Linked DNA regions of Homo sapiens: regions 1 and 3 are each linked to region 2. Evidence: chromatin contacts called from ENCODE Hi-C or POLR2A ChIA-PET data. All regions are on one chromosome and are shown on one strand. The core of a region is the stretch at or near the end of the contact, and the rest is flanking DNA. Distances in the headings are between cores, read along the strand shown. Region 1 overlaps TTLL11 (tubulin tyrosine ligase like 11). Region 2 overlaps TTLL11 (tubulin tyrosine ligase like 11). Region 3 overlaps TTLL11 (tubulin tyrosine ligase like 11).

What was found. Hi-C counts contacts between places; a loop is a spot of excess contacts on that map. ChIA-PET counts read pairs that join two places held with the same protein, here RNA polymerase II (POLR2A). Pooled maps may share reads with other maps.
Region 1: a loop to region 2 is called in a map of psoas muscle, with 2.5 times the contacts of the local background. The contact joins two enhancer-like sites. A Hi-C loop is called at or near these places in 1 of 168 maps with a recorded cell type or tissue (psoas muscle). POLR2A ChIA-PET finds 5 or more read pairs at or near these places in 2 of 52 experiments (Caco-2 and activated T-cell).
Region 3: POLR2A ChIA-PET joins it to region 2 with 19 read pairs in Panc1. The contact joins two enhancer-like sites. A Hi-C loop is called at or near these places in 5 of 168 maps with a recorded cell type or tissue (B cell, Caco-2, OCI-LY7 and 2 more) and 2 of 50 pooled maps. POLR2A ChIA-PET finds 5 or more read pairs at or near these places in 3 of 52 experiments (OCI-LY7, Panc1 and activated CD4-positive, alpha-beta T cell).

What each region holds. Positions count from the first base shown.
Region 1 is chr9:122,038,463-122,041,631 of GRCh38, forward strand. It overlaps TTLL11 (tubulin tyrosine ligase like 11), which reads right to left. Exons shown (of 9, transcript NM_001139442.2): 2 at 810-906. Among named protein-coding and RNA genes, the nearest start is that of TTLL11, 53 kb to the right of the region's middle. RefSeq lists an enhancer at 465-1,664. Within about 2 kb of position 1,703, at least 4 of the 41 ENCODE cell types and tissues checked have a DNase peak (open chromatin) inside an H3K27ac peak, as active enhancers do; they include psoas muscle, where a contact is called at or near this core.
Region 2 is chr9:121,999,513-122,002,830 of GRCh38, forward strand. All of the region lies in intron 3 of TTLL11 (tubulin tyrosine ligase like 11), which reads right to left. Among named protein-coding and RNA genes, the nearest start is that of TTLL11, 92 kb to the right of the region's middle. Within about 2 kb of position 2,024, at least 6 of the 41 ENCODE cell types and tissues checked have a DNase peak (open chromatin) inside an H3K27ac peak, as active enhancers do; they include psoas muscle, where a contact is called at or near this core.
Region 3 is chr9:121,944,318-121,947,277 of GRCh38, forward strand. The region is part of intron 6 of TTLL11 (tubulin tyrosine ligase like 11); the gene reads right to left. Among named protein-coding and RNA genes, the nearest start is that of TTLL11, 150 kb to the right of the region's middle. Within about 2 kb of position 1,699, at least 2 of the 41 ENCODE cell types and tissues checked have a DNase peak (open chromatin) inside an H3K27ac peak, as active enhancers do.

The DNA of each region.
Region 1 (3,169 bases), core at 453-2,952, 39 kb after region 2:
GACATGGCAAAACCCTGTCTCTACTAAAAATACAAAATTAGCCGGGTATGGTGGTACAGGCCTGTAATCCCAGCTACTCGGAAGGCTGAGGCAGGAGAATTGCTTGAACCTGGGAGGCAGAGGTTGCAGTGAGCCAAGATCGTGCTGCTGCTCTCCAGTATGAGTGACCAAGCGAGACTCCATCTCAGAAAAGTGGTAGAGATTAAAATGCAAAACAAAAAAGTTGTATTGGGAGGTTGGTAGTGGAGTGAGAGGGATATCTTAGTGCTGGCTATGATGCTTTTCTAGCACTAAGATTTCTCCTTGCAGGATAAGTCTTGCTGAGATAATGTCATTAGGTAAAAGGCAGAGGCTGTGTGCAGCCTGTAGTACTTAATATGGAGACCAGTATATTTGGTTTTAAAAATGGTACCTCCAAATATAATACTTAAAGAAAAGGGAAGCTGATACCCCATTTCTATGACATATGCCTAGAATTTTGGTGCTTTTGTTTCCCGCAAGAATGAAATGTTCTATTATTTTTTCATTTTCAGAATATATTCCTCTCATTAGAACCCCATATTATATGCATAACCCAAAAAGTGGAAACCATGTTCTTCCACCAGTGGCATTAGACCAAGAAAGCCTGCCTTTGAACCTTTAAAAGCCTGTCTCCAATCCTTAAAACCTTAATGGCTAGTGAACACAGCAATTCCCAATTAAGAGTCCTCAAATCTGATCTCAAAAATAACTGTCATGTTTTAGTAGAAGAGTGTATCTGAGACTTGGCCCTAGAAACATGTTTAAATGTCAACAATAACAGCAGATACCTGGAAACTTGTTCACTTGACCGGAGAATATGTCATTGTCGTGAAATGAAACTCCATGCCAGTAGATGTCACAAGGCAAGCGCCGGCCAAATGGGAACTAGAAGAGAAAAAATGTGACTCGCAATAAGAATAAGAAGAGCAGTGACCACACTGAGTATCCATTATGTACAAATTCCTGGCACCCTGGTGTACTTACCATGGTTTAATCCTTATAATACGCATATGAGGTAAGTGATATTCTTTGCCATTTTACAGATGAGGAAACAGATTCAAACAGGTTTAATAACTTGTTCCAAGTGGTAGAGCTCTGATTACATGTGGCAGATACTACACTCCTGGCTTTGCAGGCACCATTTCACTTTAATCCTTATAACTACCCTATAAAGGATTACTCCCATTTTGCTGATTCAAAACTTGGGGCTGACAGAGGTAATTTAACATGCCCAAGGGTCACACAGAGCTGGTAAGGGGAGGAACCAGGATTAGAGTCCAGGTCTATCCAAATTCCAAGCCCATACATCCCTTCCTCTGAAAATTACAACCCTCAACCGAGCCCAAAAGAATAAGCTTTCAGAGTCCCTCTTCCCTTATCTCTCTCTCTCTCTCTCTCTCTCTCACACACACACACACACATACACACACACATATGCTCCATGAGGGTAAGATGAATCCCAGGGCCTAAAACAGTTCCCCAAACTCGTAAAGACTTCCTGAATTAATAAATGAACAAATCAGGAGTGGTCATCTGACTCAAGATGAGATAACCAGATTCTCTCTTCCAGGAATCTGGAAATCAGAGATGCCAGGCAGCCTCTGCTGGCCCTTGAACTGGCAGGGATAAAAAGCCAGGGCAGGGCAGCTGTGCTTGGCTATGTGCACAGGAGCAGAGACAGCCAGTCTGCTGAGAGACAAGAAAGGAGCAGGTGTGGGAGGGAAAGCAGAGATGAGACAACATAGCCCTAGAAACTCAGACTGAGTGGCCTCAGACCCGCGTGAGCCTGTAAGATAGCCTTGTATCCTGAGAATACCTTTTTGGTCTTCTAAAATCTTGTTTGGCACAAGCTATAGAGTTTCAATTATTTGAAGCCAGAAAATTTCTCACCGAGACAAAAGGGCCTGTTCTTTCCACTACATCCTGTTGCTTCTCAAAGTTATCAACAAGCTCTGCATTTAATGAACATATTTTTTAAATCTGTAACTCAGATGACCTTGTTAAAGGAGAAAAGAGAGGCCATGTTAGTTCATATTCAGAATTTGCTTGTTAAAAGTGCACACAAATAGATATGCCAACATATTAAATAAAAATCTTTTGATTTTCCCATTCTAGGACTATAGGTAATCAGAATTTTTATCTACTTCAAGTTGAGGGGCCAAGGTCCAATGGAAGAACATAGCCTTACTAATGAAATGGTGGTGACTCAATGCTTTCCATACATTCCACATTAAAATGAAGCCAGCCTCAAGTCATTTAAATCAGTCACATTATTTCAAAGCTGTGCACAATGAGGCATATGTTGTACACTCTACTCACATTAACAACTTCCATCTATAATTTACAGCATTTTGCTCATTTTCTTTTTATGCAATGGGCTGTAAGTTATTAATTCAGTACTCATAAATACAATGAGATACAACATATGTTATTTTCTTCTAGCTGTTAAGTGCTAATATAGAGAAGGAGAAAATAACCAGAATTAAGCAGGCTATCCGAGCAAAGGGTAAAGTGGCTTTGCTTTGTTGCCCACAATGAGGAACCAACACCTTGTCAGTGGGCAACCCAATGACTCTTATCTCCTTTTTCATCACTCTTCAATGCTTACCACCCTCATGAATACCAAATTGCCCCCCCTTTTAGAGGCACCTTTAGCTCATTCAGTTTTGAGAAACTACCATTTTTAAAAACATGTCCATTCACTCAGTAATTATTATATGCCAGACTAGGTGCTAGGAATATGGGGGATATAATTTTAATTAAGTCCCAGGATTTCATAATCCTACCTCTTTTTAAGCTCCTTTAAAAACTGTCCGCTTACACAGCTAACATCATACTCAATGGTAAAATACTAAAAGCTTTAAAGCTTTTCCACCATGATCAGGAATAAGACAAAGATGCCCACTTTTATTTTACATCAACATAGTATTATAAATTCTAGCCAGAATAGGCAAGAGAAAGATATAGAAGGTGTCCACATTAGAAAATAAGAAGCAAAATTATCTGTTTGTTGATGACATGATCCCATATGTAGAAAACTCTAATGATTCCACAGAAAAATATTCAAAGTAATAAACAAATTCAGCAAAGTTGCAGGATACAAAATCAACACATAAAAATCAACTGTGTTTCATACATGATGAGGAGC
Region 2 (3,318 bases), core at 774-3,273:
TTTCTCCATCTGAACACACCTTACAGTCCCTGAATCGTCTCAGCATTTCTCACCTGAATTGCTGCAATAGCTTCCTAGGTGACCTGACTGCAGTACAAGCTCTGTGCTGGGCACTTCCCATACATTAGTTTCCATTCTAATAAGCAACCCTGTGAGATAGGCATTAAAGGGTGAGCCACATCAAACTGTCATTTTTATAAGCCAAACCCAGCTACACACACACCCACACACGTGCGCGTGCACACATTTGCATGTGATTCAACCTCATACTATTATTATTACCCACCAGCCCCCATCACAGGCAAGGAAACTGAGATTTACAGGGTAATTTATTTCCCCAATCACACATTTTATACCCTGGGGAGCCAGGATCTGAACATGGGTGTGTGTTCAAATTTCCAAAGGCCACACTTTTTCTGCTAAATCATATCATCTTCAGGTCCACATATCAGTTCCTAGAAGAATGCTCACAGCCCTAAATACATTACTTAGAGTATTAATACATCTTAATACTTTTATTAGAGGTGTTTGAACCAGAGCCACTCCATCTTAAATAGGATCTGGGTAGAATGAGGCTAAAACCTACTGTGCTGCATTCGCAGAAGGTGAAGGCATTCTAAGTCACAGGATGAGACAGGAGGTCAGCACAATATACAGGTCATAAAGACCTTGGTGATGGCTGGGTGCAGTGGCTCACGCCTGTAATCCCAGGACTTTGAGAGGCCGAGGCAGGCGGATCACGAGGTCAGGAGATGAAGACCATCCTGCCTAACACGGTGAAACCCCATCTCTACTAAAAATACAAAAATATTAGCCAGATGTGGTGGCGGGCACCTGTAGTCCCAGCTACTCTGGAGGCTGAGGCAGGAGAATGGTGTGAACCCAGTAGGCGGAGCTTGCAGTGAGCCGAGATCTCACCACTGCACTCCAGCCTGGGTGACAGAGTGAGACTCCGTCGCAAAAAAAAAAAAAAAAAAAAAAAAAAGACCTTGCTGATAAAACAGCTTGCTGTCAAGAAGCCAGCTGAAACCCACCAAAACCAAGATGGCAACAAGAGTGACCTCTGGTCATCCTCACTGCTACACTCCCACCAGCGCCATGACAGTTTACAAATGGCATGGCAACGTCAGGAAGTTACACTATATGGTCTAAAAATGGAGGCATGAATAATCCACCCTTTGTTTAGCATGTCATCAAGAACCATAAAATGGGCAACCAGCTGCCCTCGGGGCTGTTGTATGGAGAAGCCATTCTTTTATTTGTCTACTTTCTTAATAAACTTGCATCCACTTTACTTTACGGACTTGCCCTGAATTCTTTCTTGCACGAGATACAAGAACCCTCTCCTGGGGTCTGGATCAGGACCCGTTTCTGGTTACACTTTAAAATGTTATTAACAGTAATACATAACAGTAACAACTACCATTTATGGGCACCTATAAGGTGCCTTACAATAGTTATTTCACTTAATCTCCACAGCTAAGTTATGAGAAATCTACTGATATTGGTTTTTTTCTTTTTCAGGTTTTGTTTTGTTTTGTTCTTCAGTACCTTGTTTGTGTGTATGTGTGTGCAACACTGTTTTTTGGTTTTTGTTTTCTTGACATGGAGTCTCACTCGTCGCCCAGGCTGGAGTGCAATGGCGTGATCTCGGCTCATTGCAACTGCGGCCTCCGAGGTTCAAGTGACTCTCCTGCCTCAGGCTCCCGAGTAGCTGGGATTACAGGCGTGCACCAACACACCTGGCCAATTTTTGTATTTTTAGTAGAGACGGGGTTTCCCCACGTTGGACAGGCTGGTCTCCAACTCCTGACCTCAGGTGATCCACCCACCTTGGCCTTCCAAAGTGTTGGGATTACAGGCTTCCAGGCGTGAGCCACCGCACCCAGCTGCAACACTGTTCTTAATAATGTTACAAATAAGGATCTGAGACTGAGCAAAGCCAGGTGACCTGCAGATCACACAGGAGGTGGTGAGCCAAGAGGCAGGGGGTGGGAATCATGAAGGGGGAAGGGGGGGCGGGACAGGGAAGCTAAGCCTACTTCAGGGGTCAAGGTCGCCAAGATGGACACTCGCCCTGAGTCCCAGCGGCACAGCCTGTGCTTGGATCAGGTTCACAAGCCCAGGGTGGGCAGAGACAGCAGTGCAGAGCTGGTGCTTCTGGGCAACAGCTCTGACCTCTAAAGAGAACTGGCTGGAAACCAACACACCAAGAGGATAGTTTTAAACACCCACCCAGCCACTCAGAGAGCCTGGTCAGGGCAGCCAAATGCCTGCCCAGGAACGGGACACTCAGCCTGATCATTTACACCATGAGAGTGAGAACAAGATCTGCTGCAAGCCTCTGGATTTCAACTGCTGGTTTAAATTTCAAGGAGAAGCACGAAGGTGTTGACATGTAAGGAATTACTTGTACATGCCTTTGATCACCCTAAAACTCCAGGGTGTTCTAAATGAGTGTGCTGGTTGGAAGCCAAGCTGAGCTGAGTTCTACAAAGGAACTCCTACTGTGCCACTGGAGGCTGCTACAGAAGCCACGTTTCCTTAAATCAACACTGCCTGTTTCCCCAACTTTCATTTCAATGGCATCAGGTGGCCACGGGAAAACAGGACCTTGGGCTAAGCCCCCTCTCATGGGCTCCCAGGAAATGTTAGCCCGGCACCTGCTTCCTGACCTCTGGCCAGTCACTTCACCTGGGTGTTCATTTGCAAGGAAACCTCTCTGCTTCCTTAATAAATCAGAGAGGGACACTGAAGGCAGCCTCTCTTTGGGGAAACAGATGCCCCGACTGCTCTTCCAAATTTACTTTCCCTTTGGGGATATCTCGCTAGCCACTACCACGACCACAACGGTCTTAGGACAGGGAGGGAAGTTTTGATACCCTTTAATGCTCTGGACAACACCTGGGCTCCAACTCTTTCCTTAGGCCCCTGTAGCCATAGACATAGCTTCTGAGATTTTATTAATGACTCAAGGAGAGGAGAAGGGAAATAAATACAGAGAAAAGCACTGATAATTGTGTTTACAGGATACTCTCATCTCAGCATGACAAAGCTCTTTAGTTTGCTCTTAGATGGCAGAGGCAATGTTTTCCCATCCCCTGGGAAAACATCCAGATTCCCTGGAGGCTCAGCTTTAAGAGATCTCCAGTGGCTGGGTGCGGTGGCTCATGCCTGTAATCCCAGCACTTTGGGAGGCTGAGGCAGGCGGATCACGAGGTCAAGAGATCGAGACCATCCTGGCCAACATGGTGAAACCCCCGTCTCTACTAAAACTACAAAAATTAGCTGGGCGTGGTGGCGCATGCCTATAGTCCC
Region 3 (2,960 bases), core at 449-2,948, 56 kb before region 2:
GCCAACATGACGAATCCCCGCCTCCACTAAAAACACAAAAATTAGCTGGGCATGGTGGCAGGCACCTGTAGTCTCAGCTACTTGGGAAGCTGAGGCAGGAGAATCACTTGAATCCAGGGGGCGGAGGTTGCAGTGAGCCGAGATCGCGCCACTGCACCCAGCCTGGGTGACAGAGTGAGACTCCATCTCAAAAAAAAAGGAAAAGAAAATATTGAGTTCCTTTAAGTGAATTGACAGTAATGGTGTTTTGTTTAATACATAATATACTTAAGCTATATTTTCAAATTATTTTTATTATTTTCCAGATGCTTTTAAACAAAAATACAAATTCCTATGTCATAAAGCGTGGTCCATTGGCAAATGGAAATCAATAAGCAAGTGACAGTGAAGAAGCTATTGAAAAGAACAAGGACATAGGCCAGCCCCAGGTTGAATTCCAGCCTGGCCCACACTGGCTATGTGACTTTAGGCAGTGACTCAGTTCTCTGAGACCAGGCTTCCTCTTCTGGAAAAGCAGTATTTGCAAAATCCCGTGAGAAATCGACAAGATAATAACATTTGCAAAGAACCCACACTGCTCTGGGCACCATAAATAGTAACAGTAATGTGTAACAATAACATTCATCTCAGAAAAATGTGGCATCAGCAAAGAACTGGAAATGCTTGTTTTCAGGGTTAAAAAAATACCATTAGTGTTTCTTCACTAAATAAACTAGTAATTTTAGTAGCCCAATCTGGAGGCCTGTGGTTTAACAAGCAACTAATTAGAAACTGGTGCTCCCTAAGCGCTGAGTGACACCTGCTTTTAAAACTGTACCCACAGAGAGGAGTCGGGTGCAAGGGACAGTTGCTGGCTGTGCTGTCTCCGGAAAATACAGCTTAGGAGCAAATCCCAGATGATCTCTTTTAATAAAATCTTCTCTGAAAAATACATGGGTTAATAATATGAACAAAGGAGGTTTGCTGAGGTCCCATCAGTTTAATTCCACCCAGTATCAGATTATTCCTGCCAGGATGGGCTGTGAAAATAATGAAAGCAATAATTAAAAGTAAATTATGCAAATGGCAAGGGCAGGAATGGTAGATTGGGAGATTGCTCGGAAGGAAGAGTGATTTGATCTGATCTGTTCAAGGAGCCGACCACAATGATGCTCTTACCCACCCACTGAGCATGCCTCTGCCATTCCTCCTCTAAAGTGTCCACGAGGTCCTCCTCTCTGCCCACAGGGCAGATCTAAAGCTCCTTAACCTGGCATTCAAGGTCCTTTATAGTCCAAATCCCTGCCAATCCTTCCAAATTCATTCCCTCTGCTTCCTACACCACCCCTTCCATCTATACCGAACTACTTACAATTTTCCAAACTCACTCTACATTTAATGATTCCATTCAGGACAGTATTGGAGAGAAAATTTATTTTAAAAGTCAATGTCCATGTCCCTTAAAGAAAGTGATCCACAATTTAACAACCATGGATAAATCCTGCCATGGGAACTGAATCTCCCTGTGAAATTTCTGGAAATTACAAACACACTCCACTTCCCTGGAAAGTCACCCTTTCAAAAACTTATCCCTCTAAGTCACAGTCCTGAACATGGAGGTAAGATAGAATCGCCTCCCATCCACCCATCCTTCCTTCCATCTTTCGAAAATATAAAAAAAACTCTATGTGCCAGGCCCCATGCCAAATGCCAAGGGCATGAATGCATCCGATGTGGTTCTGAGCCTTGAAGAGCTCACAGGATGTTTAAACCATAAATCCAGCATTCCTTCTGCTGGGTTCATAACGGGCACTAAATAAGTATTTGTTGAATTAAGACAAACAGGTAAACTAATAATGACAATATAATACAGGAACTACTGTGCCAGAGTGGACACACAGAGTGCCCTGGGCCTGGGGGTGAGATGTGCAAAGGCATAGAGGCATCAAAAAGCGTGGCATGCTTGGGGGTCTCAACAAGCCGACAGGAGCTGGGGAATGAGATAGGGAGAGAATGGTGGGTAGAATCCCAGAATCCTTTGCTCCTGGGCCCCCTTCCCCTGGCATGACCTCATCAGTTTCCACTTAAGATCCACACAGGCACAAAACACGCACACAGCCCTCTGGTTTTGCCACAGCTCATGGCCGACTAGGCAAAGCAGGTGGGGCTTACAGAGGCAGGGGCTTTGACCACGGGAATCATACCTGGGGCCAGCCTTCAAGATTTAGGAAGACGAAAAAGTTCTTGTGCAAAAAACAGTTACCAGGTTACCACACAGTACAACAGGCTGGGAAGGCTATCCTGTAACCCCTGCTGTGTGCTAAGCCCGCTGACTTATTTTGGAGGTGACAGGCATGCTCACTACCCACAAGTGTCCGTCAGGACCAGTGGTCCTCAAACGTGATTTGCATATTTGAATCACTGGTGTTTCAAAGAGTGTTCTTTTAATTTTTTTAAAACCATGTTCAGGCTCCACCCCCAGAAATTCTGGTTTAATTGGTCTGAGGTGGAGCCCAGGCAGAGAAGTTCCCTATTGGTTCCAATATGCAGCTGAGCTTGAGAACCACTGTTTCTGGGATTTTCCAGGGTCCCCACTCAGCCTACCCCCATTCATTAGATCACCTGCTTGGCCCTGACAGCACTTGGGACCCCTGACCTCTGCCGCCTTCTCTGGTCCTCACTATCCCTCATGGTGTGGTCATGTTTAGCTCAATTTATACATAGAAACTCAGATTAAAGATCCTGTTCCAGGTAGCCCAGCTCTCAAGCAGAAAAATGGGGACTAAAACCAGGTATGTCCAGGTCTAACAACCACGTCCTTTCCACAGTGCTACGCTGCTTCCTTGCAGAGCTGAGCTCAAGCTGTCCATAAATATTCAGGAGTCTTTTGAGCTGGTTGTTAAAAACCACTGATAGCCTGAAATTAGCTGTGGTGGGAATATTTACACCATGGAAATAGACAAACACTACCCATCAGGAAG